2 separate regions of the Homo sapiens genome follow, and region 1 is linked to region 2. The links are chromatin contacts, found by Hi-C or POLR2A ChIA-PET in ENCODE. All regions are on one chromosome and are shown on one strand. Each heading gives the region's core, a stretch centred on a gene start or an enhancer-like site at or near the end of the contact. The rest is flanking DNA. Distances are from core to core; before and after follow the strand shown. Region 1 overlaps RAB4A (RAB4A, member RAS oncogene family). Region 2 holds the start of ACTA1 (actin alpha 1, skeletal muscle).

What was found. A loop is a pair of places that touch in the nucleus more often than their neighbours do. ChIA-PET counts read pairs that join two places held with the same protein, here RNA polymerase II (POLR2A). Pooled maps may share reads with other maps.
Region 1: a loop to region 2 is called in a map of heart right ventricle, with 1.8 times the contacts of the local background. The contact joins the enhancer-like site here to the promoter of ACTA1 in region 2. A Hi-C loop is called at or near these places in 2 of 168 maps with a recorded cell type or tissue (heart right ventricle and testis), 1 of 37 single-sample maps with no recorded cell type and 10 of 50 pooled maps. POLR2A ChIA-PET finds 5 or more read pairs at or near these places in 5 of 52 experiments (A673, H1, OCI-LY7 and 2 more).

What each region holds. Positions count from the first base shown.
Region 1 is chr1:229,295,025-229,301,519 of GRCh38, forward strand. It overlaps RAB4A (RAB4A, member RAS oncogene family), which reads left to right. Exons shown (of 8, transcript NM_004578.4): 4 at 824-886; 5 at 2,458-2,612; 6 at 3,953-4,048. Among named protein-coding and RNA genes, the nearest start is that of RAB4A-AS1, 27 kb to the left of the region's middle. Within about 2 kb of position 1,672, at least 5 of the 41 ENCODE cell types and tissues checked have a DNase peak (open chromatin) inside an H3K27ac peak, as active enhancers do.
Region 2 is chr1:229,432,844-229,439,168 of GRCh38, forward strand. ACTA1 (actin alpha 1, skeletal muscle) reads right to left here and starts at 1,251. Exons shown (of 7, transcript NM_001100.4): 1 at 1,161-1,251; 2 at 144-284; 3 at 1-37. The coding sequence starts at 272. RefSeq lists silencers at 959-1,253, 4,725-4,925, 5,391-5,470.

The DNA.
Region 1 (6,495 bases), core at 422-2,921, 140 kb before region 2:
TGATCGCTCACCGTCACCTCAAATTCCTGGGATCAAACAGTCCTTCTGTCTCAGCCTCCTGAGTAGCTGGGATTACAGGTGTGTACTGCCATACCTGGCTAATTTTTTGTAGAGACAGGGTCTCTCTCTCTTACCCAGGCTGGTCTCAAACTCCTGGCCTCAAGCAGTCCTCCCTCCTGGGCCTCCTAAAGTGCTGGGATTATAGGTGTCCGGCCACTAATGGGAAAAATCTCACAAAGAGGGTGAGATTGACAATGTAGGGGAAAACATGTATGACCAAAAGACGCCTTCTTGAATGTGAGAGTGGATATGACATACTGGGACACTCAGTTTTCCCGTAGTAATAGGGCAGGGATGCAGGTGGGTGTAGGGCCGTGGTGACTATGGATTCCTGTGGTGACTATGGATTCCACCGCGCCGAGAGGTGGCGAGAACTGGAAGAGATGGAGAAAATTGTGCCAGGGAGTGGGGTAGATGAGGAGCTCGCAGAGAAGTGAGTGGATTGCTGAGCCCCTTAGTGTCCATCTAGGGGGTGGTGCTGGCTTCCGCAGACAGCTCACCCTGCTAGGAGTTCTCAAAGGAGACATCCATCAGAGAGCTGCATCCGCTGTGAAGGAATCTCCTACTTGCCACAGTGATGTGATTTCAGGCAGAATAACCCCTCACATGTATGTTCAAATATCTTTGAATCATTTCTCTTTTAAACCAGTGTCTGTCCCTGTGTTGTGGTTTACAAAGCAAGCATGGGTGTTTTTTCATGGGAAAGTGGGATACAGTAAAGGGTCTCAATTGGTTGAAAGTAAAACCAGTATAATTCTTCCAGGTCCGTGACGAGAAGTTATTACCGAGGCGCGGCCGGGGCTCTCCTCGTCTATGATATCACCAGGTAATGCCAGCTCCCCCTGGTGAAGGAGGGTGCTCAGTGCCCTGCAGCCCAAAGGCTGGTCTTGGCGAGGTGCCCTCCGTGCAGTGTGTGCTTTGTGTGTCCAGGGACGGTGGTGTGGCTGGCATCCAGGAAGCCCCTTAGCCCTTCCATCTGGGGTCTCAGAGGTCTTTGAACGAGCCCCTACCACTGCTTTCCCCTGCAGAGAAATGTGTTTGTAAGGTTTTAGGTGGATAAAGCAATCCATGCTATTACATTACATTTCTTGACATGATGCTTGGACACTTTCCTTAAGGTTCACAAAGCTTTATGTATGGAAAGTTATTAGAAGTGAGTTGAGAGAGGGTGAGGACACAGACTCTGGGCTGAGATTGCTGGGTTCAAATCCCAGTTGCAGTCACTAGCTGATTGACCCTCTCAGGCCAGGTGCTTCAGCTGCCTGGGCCTTAGTTTCCTTGTCTGTAAGATGGAGATAGTAATAATCACATGATCCTCAGGAGGTTATTGGGAGGTTTAAATTAGTTAATGTGAAGCAGTTAGTAGCTGTTTGTGACATATGGCAATTTAACTGAAATAAAAAATTCTGTTCCTCGATTGCACTGGCCACATTTCAGGTCCTCAGTAGCTACATGTGGCTGGTGACTACCATATCAGGACAGATTATAGAACATTCCTATCCATGAGGAAATCACATTCAGCAGTGCTGATCTCAGTAGCACTGTCTTAGAAATGTGTCATCTAAATGGCATCATCTGGGGGCCCTTTCTGGGTAGGAACCTGTCCAGTGAGAGGATGTCACTCAGCAGCCGCTTCCCTCTTCCAATCTGTGTCCCGGGAGCCAGGCGTTCTGAGAGGAGGAAGGCAGTTTCTGGCCCAGCCCTTCCTGCACTTGCCCAGGCAGTGAAAGGCTCAGCCTGCTAAAGTGTGAAGTCATCAATCAGGCTAGCAAAGTGCCATGAGAAGAACTCAATCCTTAGACACATGAGGGCCAAAAATAGTAAGTCTGAGAGTTGGTCCTGGAGTCAGACAGAGCTGGTCAAGTCCTGACTTTGCCACTGGCTGCTGTATGACCTAGGGCAACGTAATTAATCTCTCTGGGCCTTGGATTTCTCAGAGAAAAGGGGAATAATGGCAGTCTGTGTCATGGAATCTTTATAAAGAATCAATGTGATAAAGTCCTGTAAAACAAAGTGCTGGCACATTGCAAGGATTCATTAAGTGGCAGCAATTAGCTATGAAATCTTGCCTACCAGAGTCTAGTGCCTTGCGCATGCTAAGAGCTCAATAGATATTTGTCAATTGAATGAAGGAACATCTCTTTCCTTTTGCCCCATGACTGGGCAAACGAAAAATAACAAAATATCTCACTTGCTGTCTCATTTTACCAGAAACAAAATGGAACAAACTGTGGGTATGGTATATACTTGGTGCATTCACGTTGTCTGAGTTATCTTAAAGGTGTTGGTGCCATTACCCTGAAATGTTGAAAAGCGGTATGAGTAGTGAGAATGACTGGAAAGAGTTGCTAGTTTTATAAAATACATGTATTATTTTCACAATCTTATATTACGCAGCCGAGAAACCTACAATGCGCTTACTAATTGGTTAACAGATGCCCGAATGCTAGCGAGCCAGAACATTGTGATCATCCTTTGTGGAAACAAGAAGGACCTGGATGCAGATCGTGAAGTTACCTTCTTAGAAGCCTCCAGATTTGCTCAAGAAAATGGCAAGTGACCTTTTACTTCTTACTATTTTTCAAATCGCATATTTGAGGATAATAGCATTTCTTTGAATTTAAAACATATATTGGAATTTCAAGATTAAACTAGATTTAGGAAATGTGGAATTTCCAATTGTTTTTTTCTATAAATTAGACCTATTAAGCATATTTTTAGTATATTGCATTCTGCCTGCAGAAGTTACTATAATGATAAAAGCAAATGTAGTAACATTATGTAATGACTTTTCAGTCTAGGGTCTTTGAATATTAGAGATCTTGGGCTAAAGTGAAATTAATAATATTTAAAGACTCTAACCAAATGATGTCATTATTTTTTAATGTATTTTGAAGGAAATTTGGTGAAATATTAACCCAAATAGAAAGGGAAGCGGAAGAAGAAATACTTGGCTTTTTGGCTTCATTTTAAGTCATTTGGTTATAGACAACTTTGAAACTTTTTTGAATTTCCATATAGAATACATGAAAATGCCACATAAAATTAATGGTTGCTTAATTAATGGATAAGAGAATGATTTTTTAAAACTTCAGACATTTTAAATAACTTTAATTTTTAGAACCAAAAACTAGAATCCTAATATCAATATTTGGACTCTAAGATTCCAAATTATATTGTAACTTGACTAGTTTCTTGCTAAGAAAATAAACATGAGAGAAATCCATATGCCATCATGACAGTTTTTAAAAAGCTGTTTAGAAATCAGAAGTTTAGAATGTTAACAAAGATGAAAAGGAATTTAGATGTCATCTAAACTCATTTTTACAAGTGAGGATACAAGAGGCTAGAGAGGCCATGGTTTGCTGAGAGAGCAAGCAGAACAGGCCTTTCTGCTGAGATGAACAGCCACTCTGGTGGGTAGAAAGAGTATTAATTCCTATACTGTCTCTTCATGGGCTGTATGACAGATTGCAATATAGTCCCCTAAAAAGTGTAAACACTTGTAGGTCATATTTGTGGTGACACTCAGATTGTTTGAAGAAGGACATTGCAACTTTCCCTGAAATCAATGGCAGGGCCATTTTGGCAAGCCAGCTCCTTTCTGATGGGCTGTCATTTGGCTGGGGAAGCCTGGTTGCTTGCTCAGCCCCTTCACCAGGTTAAGTGCTAGCACAAGATAGCAGTTACTTTTCAGAAAAGGCTAAAATTCTTTTAACATTTAAAAAACACATAATGACATATATTGATTTTATATTTACAGAAATATATGGTTTTAGGTCATAAATTATATTTCGTCTGCTTTTCTAAGAGAATGCTACACAGGCTTTTGTAAGTGAAAATTATGATCATCTTCTAAACATGACTTTATTTTGTTTGATGTCCATTTTAGAGCTGATGTTTTTGGAAACAAGTGCGCTCACAGGGGAGAATGTAGAAGAGGCTTTTGTACAGTGTGCAAGAAAAATACTTAACAAAATCGAATCAGGTAAAAGCCTTTCCATTAAGCAACTTTTCTTCTGCATATTTTACACTGTAGCTCAGTAGATCACCTTTTAATTAATAGTTTCAGGGTGATTTAGTAAAGAATGTTCTCTCTCTACCTGCCAACCTAAAATCATCACATATGGGTTCAAAGGTCCTGTTCTTATCAGGATGAAAGCCCCATCCTTATCAGGATGGTTTCCATGGTGATGAAAGTGGATGGGCACACCAGCTCAGCTGTGGAAAGGTAGTCAAGGTTTCAGGGAGTGTTTGCATTTAGAACCATAGTCTTTCTTTGGTCCTTCACTAAACGGAGGAAGAATAGGCCTTTGTCCACTCTGTCAACAGCACGCTAATTCTGTTGGGCCAGTGGTCATGTGTAAGGGAGTTATAGGTACATGGTATAGTGTTGATTGTTGCAGATCGGGCATCATGGAACTATGGAGTCCAGAGTAATTTTATTTCTGAAGCTTACTGAGCATGCCTCAATTATAAAATGCCTCATTTTTGTATTTGCTTATTAAAATAATTTAAAATAATCCTAATGTAGGCAGCTGACGAAATACTGTGTAGTTGTCATTTACTAAAGTAACTATATATGGGCATCACCTTTTAATTGATTCATTCAAACATCTGAGTGCCTATTTGTCAGATGCTGGGATACAAAAATGAATAAATCACACCCCTTGCCCCCCAAGAAACTGTCTTTCATGGGAGACAGTCAGAGGATAATTATAATATCACAAGGCTGATGTAGTAGCTGAGAGATGCACAGGCTCAGGGTAACGTGAAGAAGGGGACCTGCCCCAGCCAGAGGATAGAGGAGGTGTCAGGGAGGGCTTTCAGGGGAGGTCTTAGATGAGCTCAGTCTTTCAGAATATAAGGAAGAGTGAGCCAGCAAAGGGAGTGAGGAAGAGGGAATAGCAGGAGAAAAGGTTGAAGAAAGGCAGGAGCCAGCCAGTCCTCATCAAGGATCTAGAACTTTATCTTGTAGATTACCAATTGTCAACCCTGGATGAGCACTAGAGACACTGAGATGCATTAAAAGTTCTAATCCCAGGCTCTGCCTCTGGAGACGCTGAACTAATTGGGCTGAAGTATGGTCGAGGCACCAGTGTTTTTAAATGTTTACTCATGCTGTTCTAATGTTCATCCAAGATTGAGAACCACTGCTGTAGGTGGTGGGTTGTCAGCAGGTGGGTGATGTGATTGGGTTGTGACTTGAGATAAGTCATGTATGTAGGAGGTTATGTTGAAAACAAACTGAAGGGAGGACAGGCCTGGAGGCCAGGATACCAATTATAAGGCATTTTTGAGTAATCCTAGTAAGAGATGACTGATTAATGCTTTAACAAGGATATGGAAGCAGAGATGGAGAGAGAGATGGATCTAAGATATATTTAGGCAGTAGCATCTTATGACTCATATGCCCAATAGTGGGACAGGACAACTGACTCTTAGGTGGGACAAGGTGAGGAGGAAGGGCCAGCAGGGGAGGAGGAACCAAGGATGACTCGCAGCTGTCACACTGGTGTCTCTAGACAGAGATGGGGTGGAGCCAGAGGAGAAGCAGGGAATGTGAGGGAGTAAAGATGGCTCTGTTGCAAATGTGCGGCCTTTGCGGTAACGCTGAGACATGAACATGGAGTTATCTAGTAAGCTTGGGGAAGAGTTCCTGGCTGGCAGTATAAGTTTGGGAACCATCAATATATAGGAACAGCTAAAACTGTGGAAGCAATGTGATCGTCCGGAGAACAGTGTTTAAGGAGAGCAGTGATCAACAGAACCCTGGAGTTGGAGGATGAGCAGAGGAAGAGGAATCTACAAAAAAGATGAAAAAGGAAATGGTCGGAAATGTGTGAAGAAAATCAAGGGAATGTGGGTGTCACTTAAGCCCTAATTATAAGCAAATCAAAGGAGTGTTCATTATGTAATGTAATAGTAACAGAGGGAAGCCTCATAAGCTAAGACTGAGCTGAAAAACACACATTGGGATGGGGAATAGAAAGTCAGTGATCATTTTGATCAAGAACAATTTCAGCAGAATTATGAAGGTAGAAGATGGCTGGCCGTCCGTTAGGAAGAAGTAGGAGGTGAGCAAGCAGAGTGTCCACTCCTCTCCTGAGGAAGCACAGGCTGGCACTGTAGGGTGCAAAGGGTTAATTTAAAGCTGGGGTTGTGGGTGATGGGAGAAATTCCAGCATGTTTAAATGCTGAGGGGGAAGGAGAGAAGAATGGGCAAGGAGAGGGCAGGGAAGAAGGAGGGTGCTAGGTGAAGTAGGAGGGAGGAGAGTCGGGCCCAGGTAGAAGGGCTGGGTTTCAACAGAAGTGGACATGTCATCTTTTTGTATTTTTTTTTATCAGAAAGAAAAAAAAATTACTAAGCTTGGTACAAAAACCAAGACACTGTTACATAAATCCTTACAGTTGGCTTACTGTTGAGTATTATTA
Region 2 (6,325 bases), core at 1-2,500:
CGTAGGAATCTTTCTGACCCATACCGACCATGACGCCCTGCAGAGCCGAGACACCACGCACCCGTTAACGCCGCTCCGGGTGGCACCAGGCTGGCTTACGCGGGGACCCCGAGCCGGCTCCCTCTGCGGAGGGGCAGCCTGACCTGGTGTCGGGGGCGGCCCACGATGGACGGGAACACGGCCCTAGGGGCGTCATCCCCGGCGAAGCCGGCTTTCACCAGGCCGGAGCCATTGTCGCACACGAGGGCGGTGGTCTCGTCTTCGTCGCACATTGTGTCTAGTTTCTGCAAGGACAGGGAGACCGCGAAGAGGCGCGGTGCATCAGCGCAGAAGTCTCAGCGGCAGGGGGGGGTAAGCCTGGCTGGCCCCGACGTCCTCCCTCCCCAGGAACCTAGGGACATCTCCTGCCGGAGCCACTCAAATTCTGCCAGGGCGGCGACCAGGGGTTCTCTTCTCGACCTTTGCCCCGGCTAAGGGCTGCCCTGAACCAGGAAAAGGGGCACAGGGTCGCGAGACCCCACTGAGAAGTCCTCTGTCCACATAGCCAGGGGAACATGTTCCCCAAGACCTGTCTGCCCTCCCTGCCTGACACCTGTTCCAGGAGCTGGACGCTAGTGCCCATCCTCTCTGCGCCTCCCTGACCACATCTGTCACCTAGGGAGATAAGGCCTCAGCACTGCCTGCTTGCTGGGCCAGCGTGAGGGTGGAAGGAGATGCCCATGGGAAAGGCGTTGGCACCCCATCCAGGGAAGAGTGGCCTGTTAGGAACCCTGTGACATTTCAAACTCAGAAAGGGCCTTTTCGCCTGTTGGAAACCCAGAATGGGTGGTCCTGGCTGCTCGCTCATTCGCTCTAGCGCTAGTTTGGAAGGGAACTGCCTTGGCGACAACTAAAGCAAAACCGTTTATCTCCCTAGGCACATCCTACATGCCAGGTAAAGGAGCCCAAAGGGGCTAGAGAAAAATTTGGAGAAGTCTAATTTCCAGAGGCTGACTGTCTTGCCTCCTTTTTAAAGCGCGTGTGGCTCCGGAGACGAGGCACAGCGCTCAGGGCGCAGGCCTGGGGCTGACCAGGTGAACCGACTGGGTTCTGCCCCGGAGTCCTTCAGGTTCCCCTCGGTAGTGCCCTGTCCCCCTGTCCCCTCCCAACTCCTGCCCTACCTGGGCGGGTAGCTACAACTGCTACTCTCGGCTCGGGCCCTGGTCGCCGCGGAGGGGAAGCGAGGCTTCACTTGGCGCTGTCCGCTGCGGTGGCCGCTTGTCCCTCTGCTCAGGTTTTATATAGCCCGCGGGCATTCCCTCCGCGCCACCCCGCAGGAATGTCGCTGCCCTTCTCGAGCCATATTTGGGTGTTGGGCACTAGAGCCCCCTCCCTCGGCCGGTTCGCGGCCTGGGCCCCCGCCCGGGTCCCCTGCGTTGACCAAAGAAGGAGCGGGTTGGCCCGGTCCCAGGTAACGCGGGCCGGGCCGTATATGGAGTGTCTCCCTAGCGGGTTTGCCCCTCCTGACCCGACCCAGTTGCCCGCCGGAGGGGATGGGGTGGGGCGAGGGTCACCGCGTTCGCCGGTGGGTGCATGTGTGCGCCTGCGCTCCGGGAACCGCACCTGTCCCAAAGGCCTCCCCAACCATGTCCACTCTGAGCGCCCTGGGCGCTCGGGAAGGTGCCTGACTGCTGACTTCCAATATTTCAACTCCTCTTCGGGTTCTTTGCTCAGATCCCCAAACTCCCACTTGCGACTACCGGGAAGAGGGAGTCGTGTGGAGTGGTGGGCTTGGGAGGATTGGAGAAGCAGTCACTCCTGAGTCTCAGGAAGGGAAGGAAGGCGAACTCCCTCTCCTTTACGCCCCTGGAACTCCATTTCTCTCTTCCCACCCCCGAGCTCCCTGAATCCAAAAAGCTGAGCCACGTCGACCCCTTCCCCCACCGCACAGAGGGCCACCGGCGGCCGGAGGGCGCGCAGCTGTCGCAGGATAGACAACTGGCGGGGGGAGGCGAGGGCGGAGCGCCGGGGAGGAGGCGCGGGGGCTCCCGGGGATAGGCCTGTCAGGCGCAAAGCCTGAGCACACGGAGCTGTCCGCCTCAGGGACGCGCAGCGCCCTTGGGTCTCCTAAAGGGATTGAAGGGGTGAGGGTTCCCCTCCTGTAGGACGCACTGGCCCCAGGTTTTGGTGGGCTGAGGCCCTCCCCCAGCCTCTTTGGTGGCACTATGTGTGTCCCTCTCCTGGGGCTGAAAGACAAGGGTCACAACCCAGGACTGGCTAGACCTGGAGTGGAGGTGGAGATGGGTGAGGGGCTCTTCCTAGATGAGGCTTAGCTGGTCCTTCCTCCCAATAAATTGGAGGGGGTGGGGGGACAAGGACGCGGCACTCTAGGATGGGTGGCAGTTTTTCCTTCTGCAAAGGCTGAACAAACTCATCTTTATATTTAGAGGATGATGCCTGCCAAGGCCGGGCTGCCTCCCAGTCCACCTTGTAGTCATCATTTACCAGAGCCTGCTGCAGGTTCTATTTATATCACTGATATATGGGGCTATGCCTTTCAGATTTTCTAGAAGGATTTGGAGCTACTTATGGTAAAGTAGAGTGGGGGTCAGCAGAGGTTACCCAGTTGGTGCCTGTCCCTCTCTCTCTCTCTCTCTCTCTCTCTCTCTCTCTCTCTCTCTCTCTCTCTCCTTTTTCCCTAAGACAAGGACAGTTCTAACCTTGTGGAGGGCACAGGAGGAGCAGTCTTCTGTGATGAACTCAGGGACATGCTTTAAGGGGGTACATCAGTGATGTGGTGTGGGCCAGAACAGAATCACTCATTTTTCGGATGTGCTTAAGTGCTCCTAAAATAGTTGCAATTCACTTTTGGTAGTGGAACCCAGCAACTGGGACAGGTGTGGATTCTCTAAAAGGGGGATGGAAGCATATGCGACCCTCCTCTGTAGCCCACATCATGGCAGTTCATCCCAAAAATAAACAAGTATTAACAAAAATGTTCTAGTGAATAAAATGCTACCTTCCTAAAAATGATCAATTAAAAAATAAGGAGTTTGACTAGTATAGGGACTATGCGGTGAGGATAAAGTCTCCTATGGTTCCATATTTAGTTCTTCCAAGTATTTTGGAGAGTAAGTGAATAATTGACAGAACTGTATTTCCTTTTTAACATCCTGTGTCCTCCTGTGTCAGCGAGTAGTGGAGATACTAGAAAAAAACCACTTAGCAAATGAGCTGCATGTAACGTAAGGGGACTAGCTTACATTTGGGCCTTGAAGGTAGGAAATTTGCTGCCGTTCACTGGATACCTCAATATTTGTGCGCATTCCAAAGGAGAATGGGATTGTCACTATTTTTCAAAACTCTTGCTCAGTTCAACTCTTACCTTTCCTTACAGAAAGCTTTTCTAAGCTCAGTCTGTTACATTCAAACCCACACTAAAAGCTGACCATGATTAAAAACACTCACAAGCGAACAGAGACCTGCTAGTACAGCAAACTGTGGGAGATGGCCCCTGAGGTGGCCAGCCAGGCATCTGTTCCCTGCCCACATGATTTGCGGCTGGTTTAAATAGTCCCTGACAGGTCACCACAGGCCACCCTCAGTCCCATTCTGGTCTTGTTGCATTCTCATTGGCTTAGAGAATAGACTGAATGGTGGGTGGCAGAGCCACGTCTCCATACATGTATGTTTTGGGGGAGCGCAGCGGCGCCCTGCTCCGCCTTTTGAGAACTGTCACTAAGTAAAGGTCAGCCATGTAGGGTATGCTTGACAGGGAGTTCCTGCTTCTAAGTTTTCAGGTGCAGCCTCAGCTCTTCATACCCTGACCGGGCCCTTCTGCTACCACTACCCCGGTGTGTTCACACTTCCCTTCTCTCCAATTGTGCCCCTCAACACTCCACACACCCGTACCCCAATCTTGCTCAGTTCCAGTCTTCCTACTGTGTTTCCTATCAATTTAAACAGGAATTGGTAAAACACTTTATAATATGCTTTCGTGTTTCAATTAACCGTTTAACTATCCTAAGGTAAATAAGATAGGTATTACTCATTCCAGTTTTTTTTCTTTTTTAAAGAAAACTGAGGCTTAATGAGCTAAAACACACCCCAGGTTCCACAGCAGCCAGTGGAGGAGACGGGCTTGGGCTGTCCTTCCTTCTACTGCCAGTGGCCAGGGAGGGCAAGGACTGCTGCTTCTCTCTAATCCTCACCAACACTGGGTACAGTTCGAAACAGAACAGGCCCTTGAGGGATCTTTCCCAGTAATGAGCCAAAGACATCCTGACATGAAAAGCCGTAGCTTCCCCAGAAACTCAGCTTTGAGGGGCTGGCTGGGCACTCCAAGTTAGAGATATTCCAGGAACAGGGTAGACAAAGACCAACTCATTCTCACAAGCTACTTAAAAACGTCGGGTCGGCCAGGCGCGGTGGCCCATGCCTGTAATCCCAGCACTTTGGGAAGCCGAGGCTGGTGGATCACTTGAGGTCAGGAGTTCAAGACCAGCCTGGCCAACATGGTGAAACCCCGTCTCTACTAAAAACACAAAAATTAGCCAGGCGTGGTGGTGCACACCTATAATCCCAGCTACTCGGGAGGCTGAGACAGGAGAATCACTTGAACCTGGGAGGCAGAGGTTGCAGTGAGCCGAGATCCCACCACTGCACGCCAGGCCTGGGCAACAGAGAGAGACTCCATCTCAAAAAAAAAAAAAAAAAAAAAGTTGAGTCAACTCCTGGCAGCCCAAAGAAAGGGCTTGGGCTTGGATTTTCTACTTTTTCCTCCTCCTGAAGCTGGTGGTTTTTGCACTCATGGCCACCTCTAAGAACCTGATGATTCATTGGAGCAGTGCCCTCTCTTCAACATTCTTTATACCCAGAATATCATGAACTGGTTAGGAGCTTGCATTCTGGAATCAAGCAGAGCTGCATTTACCTTCCCCTCTGACTGGCTATGTGATCTTGGACAAGTGACTTTCCAGAAAGCATTCTCAACTCACAATACTCCTTAAGACTGATCTGAGGATTAAAACCAGGTGAGAGCTGAGTGCGGTGGCTCACGTCTGTAATCCCAGCACTTTGGGAGGCCCAGGTGGACAGATCACTTGAGGTCAGGAGTTCAACACCAGCCTGGCCAACATGGTGAAACCTGGTCTCTACTAAAAATACAAAAAAATTAGCTGGGCATGGTGGCGGGTGCCTGTAATCCCAGCTACTAGGGAGGCTGAGGCAGGAGAATCTCTTGAACCCAAGAGACAGGCTGCAGTGAGCTGAGATTGCGCTACTGCACTCCAGCCTAGGAACAGAGCAAGACTCCGTCTCAAAAAACCAAAACCAAAACCAAAAACAAAACAACAAACTAGGTGAGTACCTAAGACATATGAAACATTCAGCACATGGTGCCATGTCTTGCTTCCAATGACTAAGGGCTTGGGGCAGGTGCACACAGTGCAGTGGCAGAAAAGGTGAGAAAAGAACATTAAAGTCATTGGCCTGCTCAGTATACACACATCAATGTCACTGCAACTGAGCAAGGAGAGTCAATGTCATGTTCACCGTATTTGGAGGGCATAAAGATTTTTGTACAAAGATTTATTCTAGCATTATTTAAAATGGTCAAAAAAATGTGTCTTTTGAGAGAGAGCTACAGCAAGAGAATAAGGGCTGTTACATTAATTATGGTTCTGCCATATGGTAAAGTATCACGCATTTAAAACATTGTATTCTAAATAATAATTAAGATGGGCATTCTCAAAGGGGGAAAACTTGGTTCTTAGAGAGTGAAAAAAATTCAGATAGTACAATGGTTTATGGCTTCCAAAGGCCACAGTACATTTAAAAGATAGTCGGCCAAGTGTGGTGGCTCACGCCTATAATCCCAGCACTTTGGGAGGCCGAGGCAGGCAGATCACCTGAGGTCAGGAGTTCTAGACCAGCCTGGCCAACATGGTGAAACCCTGTCTCTATTAAAAATACAAAAATTAGCCAGGCATGATGGCGGGTGCCTGTAATCCCAGCTACTCGGGAGGCTGAGGCAGGAGAATTGCTTGAACCCAGGAGGCAGAGGTTGCAGCGAGCCAAGATCGCGCCACTGCACTCCAGCCTGGGTGACAGAGCAAGACTCCATTTCCAAATGAATGAATGAATGAATGAATGAATGAATGAATGATATATAGTAGGTCTGTGGTATTACACTTTCTTTGGAGTGGGAGGTGATTAGGAAAAACTGTCTAAAAAGGCTCCTCAGGAGGGGTGATAAAAAAAAAAAGGTCAAGAAACACTGGATTAAGGATACAGCAAAATGCTCACATCTCCCATGAGAAAAGTAGGTTACAAAATGAAAAAGCAT